2 separate regions of the Mus musculus genome follow, and region 1 is linked to region 2. The links are chromatin loops, found by intact Hi-C in ENCODE. Cell type or tissue: heart. All regions are shown on one strand. Links, peaks and the distances in the headings refer to the core of each region. The heading gives the core; the rest is flanking DNA.

Region 1 (4,387 bases), core at 126-4,125, 210 kb before region 2:
GTGGGATTAACCACTGTTTCCCTTGTGCCCTACAGAACACCAGCACGGCTCACGGCAGGGCGTTTGTTTATATTTGCATCTCCTCCACCACTGTAACTATAACTCAACAGTGGAACCCTATTACTCTAAAACAGTGCTGGTCAGAAAGTAAGTACTAGGTAGATGTTTACTGTTGGAGGGAGGGGCATTTATCTGGTTCATACAACCTCCTGTGCTTCAACATTATCTGTAAACAGCCATTCATTGACTTGTGCATATATATATGTGTGTGTGTGTGTGTGTGTAATATTTGAGTATTATCTAGTCTGAGGGCCCATGCCTTCAATCTCAGCACTTGGGAGACAGAAGCAGTCACCTTTCTGTAAGATCAAGGCCAGCCTTGTCTACATGGAAAGACCCTGCCTCAAAAAGAGAAATATCAAGCAATGGATTATGTGCCAAGCAGAGGTGAGTTTACTGGAAAACCAATGAAACTTAAAGTTTAGATCCCCCAGATTTGTACCTTTCAATGCTTTGGGCCATTGTGTGTGTGTGTGTGTGTGTGTCTTTAAAAAGACAGGCAGACTGTATATGACCCCCTGGTACTCCAAAAATAACATTTACCCTAGTGTCATAGACACAAAGGGATATAATGCAAACAATCTTTTTTTTTCCTGTTTAGTGGAATCAATAATTGTTCATTCGTTCAACCATTCATTCATTCAAAGAATACTTACTAAGCAATATTGTCAGTAGCACATACAGAAATACTGTCAACATGTTCCTACCCTTATGGAAAAGATTTCTATGTTGGGGACACAGAAGCCGGTTGTGTCCAGAGAACAGGAAGCAGTTTAGAGGACAGTTACAACACTAGTGTTGCTTAAGTGTTGCCGCTCTGAAGGGAAAAGCTTTTACCCTACACTGGTGATGTCCTAAACCAATCTCAGGAGGTACTGAGTCCTACCTATGCCTGGAGGCAAGGATCAAGGAGCGTTCAGCTGAGCGTGGATTTTATTAAACCCTACGAGCAAGAGGAGGTCCAAACAGATTCGTGGAAGGGCGAGGGGAGATAGTGGTGAGCTTTGCGACAGGAAGTGTCAGACTGTGGGAACTCTTGGCGAACTCACTGCCTCAGAAGGTTATAACCTGATTTCAAGGATATCCAAGCACCTCTAACTTACTTCCTTCAGTGCCCAGATATGCGTCCCTTCGTGAGAATAAACCTGTCGCCACCCTGAGCCAGCTGTTAGGTCGGTGAGACAGACTCTCTGTCTTGCTAGAGACTCCCTGTCTTCACCGAGAGCTAAAGAGATAGGCCCAGTTTGGGGTCCAGGGGCCGCGGAGCGTATGCGCCCCTAGCTCCCGCCCGCCGTTCCCATAGCAACCAGCTTACCACTTCACGGGCCCGGCTGGAGAAGTCTCCCTTGGGCCGAGGGCTTCTGCGGAACAGCTCGTCCCGGCTGCCATCGGCCCCGCCACCCACGGCCACTCCCAGAGCCTTATTCCGCGTCTTCACTGTCTTGACGCTAGCCCGGAAGAGCAGTGTGATGTCCACCGCCATAGCGACCCGCAACCCAGGGCCTGAAGCCGGCCAGGCACACGTCAGCAGCTAGCGACCCCGGCAAGAACTCGGTTGCTGAGGGACGTTCCGATTTCGCACTCCTCCGCCTGGGAACTGTGAGCATAGAAGAAAGGTTCCGCACTCCGCCCGTGTAACGCGGAGAGTGGAGAAAGGTTCCGGCTTTAACCCAGAGCCGGAATTCTCCGTTCCAGACAGCTACCCGCAGTGCATCGGCACCCCTTTCTCCTCTCTGCAAAACTCAGCGGGATCAGACGCTCGGAGATTTCCCAGTCTGGACTTCAGGAACGAAAGCATCGGGAAGCTAGAAAGATCGCTCCCCTTATGATTCTTTAGGAGACGGGCGGGCGGTTTGGTTGACAGGTGGGGAGTATCACACTTTTGACTTTTGTCATCAAGGGATCGCCTTGAGTAACAATGAACTATGACCATCTGAGTTGCAGGAGCTAGGAAAGGGTACGTGTACAGAGGTAGGGGCCAGAGACCTTTTTTCTTCAACCTTCAGCCAGTTCGGTAAAGTGAAGCCAGCGCCTTTCTTGGAATGCACAGAGAATTAAACAGAATGTGTGTATAAAACGTCCTCGTGCTGTTTAACTCTTAGTATACAGCTAGTAGATGTTGCCGTTGTTGATAATATGGTTGTCCTCAGTCGTTTTGTTTTGTTTTGTTTTGTTTTGTTTTGTTTTTCGAGACAGGGTTTCTCTGTGTAGCCTTGACTGTCCTGGAGCTCACTCAGTATACCAGGCTGGCCTCAAACTCAGAAATCCGCCTTCCCCTGCCTCCCAAGTGCTGGGATTAAAGGCACGCGCCACCATGCCCTCAGTCTTCTTACTTATAATGTAGAAGAGGCTTAGAGCAGAGATCCCTGAGCGGGGATGTGGAGAGCAGGAACTTATCAGAGCCAGACGAAAGTGAAGCATTCTGAACTTCATGATATCATGTTAGGTTCCTCCTCAATAAGCACTTTTGAAAAGCGCTCTCTTGAATCATAGTTATCAAAGAGAAAGAATGAAATGGAGAACAGAGTTACGTAATTTGACTAAAGTCAGCTAGTAAAATTTTTCTGAGCACTTGGTTCATGGTTCATTTTATTTTTGTGTGCACCTTTCATTAAAAATACAATTATGCCACTTTCTCTCCTTCCCTTTTCTCCCTCCAGCCTCCTCAAGTCCTCTCCCTCCAATTTCTTCCATGTCTCCCAACTCAATCTCAAGTTGATAGCTTCTTCTTCTTTAATTATTATTGTTGCATATATGTGTAAGTATCCATGGATATGCCAGCACAATCTGCTGAAACTGTTGTTATTGTGTATGTGTCTATGGCTTCAGGGATAATCACGTTGTATTGGACAACCAATTAGAGGGTTCTTCCATGGGATAGGCTAACTTCCCTCTCTCAGCAGCCATAGTTGCCTGTAGTTTCTTGTCCAGGAGTGTGACCCCCATGGTTTAGTTTTAGTTCAATATCAATTTCTCTGGGTTTTGTTTTCCTTATAAAAGGAAGCACACTAAGATGTGTGCTAAAATTAGGCTTTTAACAGTCATCAAGATGAAAAGCTAGTTTCATAATAATCCTAGGATCACATTTGCCTTTACACTTGCATGTTCTAATCAGCTGTATGGTTGAGTTTTCCAAGAGACACTGATCTTACAATAAGCTAATTGCAGAGCAGCTGTCTTCCATTAAGCCAGACTTAAAAGAGAATTGCAAAGATGCAAGTGCCAGTTCTTCTTACCGAGTCTTTTATTGTTTTGAAAACTATTTTCCCTATGAAGATGTTTATGTTAATATTTAATAGATGTACTCTGATTACTTTAGGCAGATAAATATTTCTAAGCTTCTCATTTTATTTCTAATATAGTAACTATCAATAGATAAAATCCAAGCAAGCAACAATTGTTTAAGGACCTACATAATTTTGTAGGAATGTAAAAATTTTCTGATGTTTGAGAACCACAGTATTAAAGGCATATTTAAAAGAAATACATGTCAAGGAAATATTCATGTAACAGAAAAGAAGTAAATGATTTGACATCCAGAGTATAACATTTCATCATTCCTGAAGAACACAGTCCATACAACTGGAGTAGAGAAGGAAGAGAGGGAGAGGGAGAGGGAGAGAGAGGGAGAGGGAGAGAGAGAGAGAGAGAGAGAGAGAGAGAGAGAGAGAGAGAGAGAGAGAGAAGAGGACAAAATCTATACTAGTAATTCTAACTTGCATCTTGCATAAATTGTATTTTGTTTTATGCAGACATTAATGAGTCTTTGGCTATGCAAAGGTAAGCCTGGGGCAGAGTAAATGGAAGGAGAATTAAATTGCCTTGCATAACAAAGTGGAGGAGTTGAATTAGGGAAACAAAGAGCAAGCCAGACCCTTGGTGGGGTCCAGGAAGTTAGGAAGTAGATAAGTGGGAAAGGGTTTTATGTAGGAGGAATTGCTGAGCTCCATAAAATACAGTAGTGGTGGGTGGTGCCTTGTGTGAGCCATGTACTCAGTGCAATTGGGTGAGGGTAGAAAGGTGAGCATGAATCTCTAAGTTTTCTGTATAGATCTGTAAATGCAGAGAAAGCTGCAGTGTAGATGAGACCCAAGTGAACTCCATGGTTGTACAGCCTCAAATAATGGCAAATAAATGAATACATGGAACTTGACAAGTTCCAAAGAAAAGGCCGCCTGCCCTCACCTTATGGCTTATTTCCTTCTCTTTTGAATTTCTCCCACCCTGTAATGACTTAAATGGTATATGTTCAAGAACTAGGTCCATATCTAGATTTTTCTTAGACTTTATATTCAGACCCTATATCTAGTAGCTATTAGAACCCAAA
Region 2 (4,387 bases), core at 229-4,228:
TACTAAAAACACTAGACTAAAGCAAGCCATTTGGGAGATTTATTTCCATTTCTGTTTTAATCCGAGCGCAGAGTGTAAATCGGCTGACGCTATAGAACGAGATGATCTAGCAACTGCCTAATTAGTTCTTAAACTACAGTTCTCCGTACCTTCTAGGCTTCGAGCTAAGGATTTGGCCTACACTGTCGCTTAACTTTCGTTTGCAGGGCTTTAAAACGGGACGGTATGGCTTCTACTTCCCATACACATGGAACAAACCTCAGGGGACCCAGTACAGCGGGCGTCCAGCTGGGCCTAAATGAGCTTGAGTCCCAAGCCCTACGCAGTGCCTCCTCACAGCCTCAGAAACGTAAGAAATCCAGACATTTCACAGAAGCGAGTATTCCCGAACCCGCCCCAGGCCTTCCTATTTCTCCAGGCCCTGTGGGCAGATGTGAGGCTCCGATCTCTCTGGCGTCCGCAGCCCAACCCCTCCCTCCAGACCCCGGACGCCGTCTGGGTAATAAAGTAATTCATTTTCCTTAATCTGGTCGCCCCTAATCTACAGCTTTTTATTGCGCCCAGTTAAAAGGCCAGGGAATTCGCTATCCCTCCGTGCTCGGATAATTACCCCTAAATGGCCACGGCAGCCCCTTGTGTTTCCTGGAGATTAGAGCCCGGCAGTCATCAATGCACAGTCCCGGTGAGCCGCCAATCACCTCCTCCACCTCCCCCGGAGCCGCGAGCCTGGGCCCTGGGATAAGAGGCCATATAAAGAAAAGCCCCCCCCCCCCCAACTCCCCAACAGCCTGTTCGAACCCAGTTTACAAGGTCTTCTGTGGTCCCCACTCCAACTTTCCTTCTTTTTGTATCAGTCAAACAAAACAAAACAAAACAAAACAAAACACGTTTCCTTCGAAATCGGGCAAACAAAACTTCTTAAGCCTTGCACCAAAGATATACCTCCAGGAACTGCTTATTTTTCCTACTGGCCCATCAAATGGGCCTCCACTCTGCACCAGCAGACAGACCCACAGTTAGTGAAGTGTGATTGTTTTTGAGGATTCATTGTCTGAGGTCATGTTGAGGCCAGATTGTTGGTGGGTTCTGTTGGTCTTATTTCGGTCTTCACCCAAGGCATCCAGTGGCTTCTTTGGCTAGTAGCAGTTCTCTGGTAGAGGTGTAACTTTCTGGAGAAAAAGTACGTATAGGGAGGGGGTACGTGTTTGCATGAGAACCAAACTCATTTCCCAGATCATGTTACTTGTTCCCGTACCCACAGAACCAACAGGACCTGTACTTTCTTTGATTAACTTTGTCCAGCCCTGGAGACAAAGGCCCATTTTTACTCCGAGGTAAATTTTTGAAGATTGGAAGACATAAGACACTTAGGGCGGCTTTTTTAAAAAAAGAAATTAGTATTATCCCTTGCTACTCTGACAAATAACTATGAACATTCAAAGCAAACACCAAAAGAAAAAAAAAATTGTAAGTGAATTGTGGTCGAGAAAGGGGGCCAGAAGAGGGAAAGGGGACAGAAAGAAATAGCACAGACCATAAGAGAAACTGTGGAAAGAAAGTAGTCTATGGAGAGGAACAGAAGAAGTGGGTAAAGGATGGTGGAGGACGACTGGCAGAAGAGAAGGACTAGTAAAGAAAAGTCCCTCTGGAACTTGGTAGAATCCACATCCAGGAGTGTGGGGGTCCAGCCGGACCGATGCCCACCTGACTTAGCTAGGCGGAAAAGCTCCCCAGGTACCTCCGGCTCTGTCCCGCCTGTGCGGGTCAGGCCCTTCCCCGAGCGCCCCCAGGCCGAGCGCGCCTCGGGGCACGAGCACAGCCCAATGGTTCTCTCCGGACCCGCCCCCTCGCGCTCTGATTGGCCGCTGCCACGCTGGCCTTGCCTTATTAACAAGTTCTCAGGGGAGCGGCGGCGGACCCGGAGCCGGCGAGTGCGCCTGGGAACTCGGCCTGAGCGGCGCAGGGATCCAGGCCCCGCTCGCTCGAGTTGGCCTTCTGGGGAAGCCGCAGGAGGCTCGCGCGCGAGAGCCGGCCGGGCCAGGAACCCAGGAGCTCGCAGAAGCCGGTCAGGAGCTCGCAGAAGCCGGTCGCGCTCCCAGCCTGCCCGAAACCCATGATCCAGGGCTGTCTCGAGCTGCGGCTGGAGGGGGGGTCCGGCTCTGCATGGCCCCGGCTGCTGCTATGACTTCTTTGCCACTCGGTGTCAAAGTGGAGGACTCCGCCTTCGCCAAGCCTGCTGGGGGAGGCGTTGGCCAAGCCCCCGGGGCTGCTGCGGCCACCGCAACCGCCATGGGCACAGATGAGGAGGGGGCCAAGCCCAAAGTGCCCGCTTCACTCCTGCCCTTCAGCGTGGAGGCCCTCATGGCCGATCACAGGAAGCCCGGGGCCAAGGAGAGCGTCCTGGTGGCCTCCGAAGGGGCTCAGGCAGCGGGTGGCTCGGTGCAGCACTTGGGCACCCGGCCCGGGTCTCTGGGCGCCCCGGATGCGCCCTCCTCGCCGCGGCCTCTCGGCCATTTCTCAGTCGGAGGACTCCTCAAGCTGCCAGAAGATGCTCTGGTGAAGGCCGAAAGCCCCGAGAAACTAGATCGGACCCCGTGGATGCAGAGTCCCCGCTTCTCCCCGCCCCCAGCCAGTAAGTAGCCAGCCCTGGATGGAGAGCGAAGGGGCCAAGAGGGGGTGTGGGGCCCGAGGGCGCCAGGCCGCGCGCCGGCGCCGGCTTGTCTCGGGCGTCGGCGTACCTGCAACTGGGTACCTGGAGGCCGTGCAGAGGTTGCGTTGGCGGGAAGACCGCCTTTGAGCCTCTTCCCACTCCCACCCAGGAAGAGAGTTAGAGGCCTAAAGCAGGCAAAGCTTAGTCCGCGCTCCTTGCCTTGGCTCAGTGCCTCCGAGCCTGTCACTTCACTTGTAGCGCGCGGGTGTCTGTGGACCTTCTTATTCTTCCGGTAGTCAGGACACCAGGGGTGCCCTGCTTCTCCACCTGACCCTAAACTCAGTTATTTTGCACCTCAACTTGGATGGGCGCAGCGGCCAGTACATCCTAGCTCTGCGGAGTTTCACTTTCTACTGGTAGACAGCCGTAACCTCGCGCTCCCCATTTAAAGAACCTCTCAAAGGGTTCCGGAGTTCTGCAAAACTCCTGCCCCACCGCGCATCTAATTTTAAGCAGAAACTTGGTGTTTTGGGCGGGTGGATGATTTAGCAAGAGGGGACGATCGCGGACTAGGGGGGATGGTGGTGGTGGTGGAGACAACAAGACAACCAAAAGAGCTCCCTATTAACCACTTTGCTATAGTGTCCGAATGTGTTGGACCAGGCTTTTGAAGCGGACCCAGCAGCCAGCGACGTGTTCCAGGATAGTCCTAGGTCCTTGCGGCCCTTAGGCTTCCTTTCCCCAGCGAACCCGCTCGAAGATATTTCAGGAGCACGGGAAATTCCCAAGTTTTCCTCGTTTCCTCCGATTATTTCGCCCTACATAATAGCGTTGCAAATTCAATGGCGTGATGCTGAGGAACGATTTTTATCTGGGGATTAAACGTCTTTGAAAAGACAGCCCCTCCCTGGGCCTAAAGCTTGAGGAAGGTGGCCCAGAGCCGGGCTGTTGCTGCTGACCAAAGTGACATTTCCCTATGAACCCACCCTTCTTTAGGGCGGCCTGGTGGAAAACGACTCTGGGGCCAACTTCCCGGACTTGCTATGGCCTGAGCTGGGAGAGAAGTGGGGATGCTAACTGGAGATTTCGTTTGACTTACATCCTGGTGGTCTGAGGGCCCAAAGGATTATTGTTTTATTAGAGCTTAAAAAAAAAAAAAGCATAGCTAGGCAAAACCCGAAGATGTTCTCAATAACTAAGTGGTGGGGAGCGTGTGGTTGAGGTTTGTTTTATTCTGTAATGGTTTTGTTAGGCATAGCAGGACTGAAACTCGGTCCCCTAACTAGGCCTGCCCAACAGTGACAGCACTCTATTGGAGATTTAAGCTTTACTCAGGAAACTGAAAGAAAGGGCAGGTGGACATAACCAGTTTCGTCAGACTGGGGACCCTGCCCCCCAACTCCCGATACACACTATGCTTGATGTGGTCCCAGGCGCTGAGGTTTGGAGAGGCTGTAGGGAAAACCGAGGGCAACTGAAATGGCAGATATCTACATAAACAGCCCCATACATATTTTAGAATTGTCACAGTGTGACTTCTTGGATGGCTCTCTAATTTGATTGGCCCTAGAGCCCAGGAGAAACATGTTGTTTGATAGAAAGTGTGGAGTTTCAAGATCCATTCTATGCGATGCAAAGGCCTAGCCCCAACGCGGTGCATTTGTCGGGCACAAATACAAGTGTATGTCTATGGTATGAAACCTGGGTGACTTTGGACTGGGCAAAGGGCCCCTGAGT

Evidence for each region. Peaks named below come from ENCODE experiments on the same cell type or tissue, not always from the same donor. Only the 100,000 strongest peaks of a DNase experiment are listed, where the experiment ranks them.
Region 1: a loop joins it to region 2, with 3 times the contacts of the local background. A loop is called at or near these places in 5 of 42 quality-filtered maps.

What each region holds. Positions count from the first base shown.
Region 1 is chr5:38,036,488-38,040,874 of GRCm38, reverse strand. It overlaps Stx18 (syntaxin 18), which reads right to left and starts at 1,645. Exons shown (of 11, transcript NM_026959.3): 1 at 1,376-1,645. The coding sequence starts at 1,543. In heart, for the core only: a CTCF peak has its summit at 1,638; a DNase peak (open chromatin) is centred at 1,634; H3K4me3 peaks cover 2,063 bases; H3K27ac peaks cover 1,600 bases.
Region 2 is chr5:37,822,110-37,826,496 of GRCm38, reverse strand. Msx1 (msh homeobox 1) reads left to right here and starts at 1,912. Exons shown (of 2, transcript NM_010835.2): 1 at 1,912-2,632. The coding sequence starts at 2,164. It overlaps Gm33993 (a long non-coding RNA gene), which reads right to left and starts at 742. Exons shown (of 6, transcript XR_868362.1): 1 at 611-742. It also overlaps Msx1os. RefSeq lists an enhancer at 1-828. In heart, for the core only: no CTCF peak of the experiment used is centred there; DNase peaks (open chromatin) are centred at 1,866, 2,636 and 2,956; H3K4me3 peaks cover 3,263 bases; H3K27ac peaks cover 1,949 bases; H3K27me3 peaks cover 3,562 bases.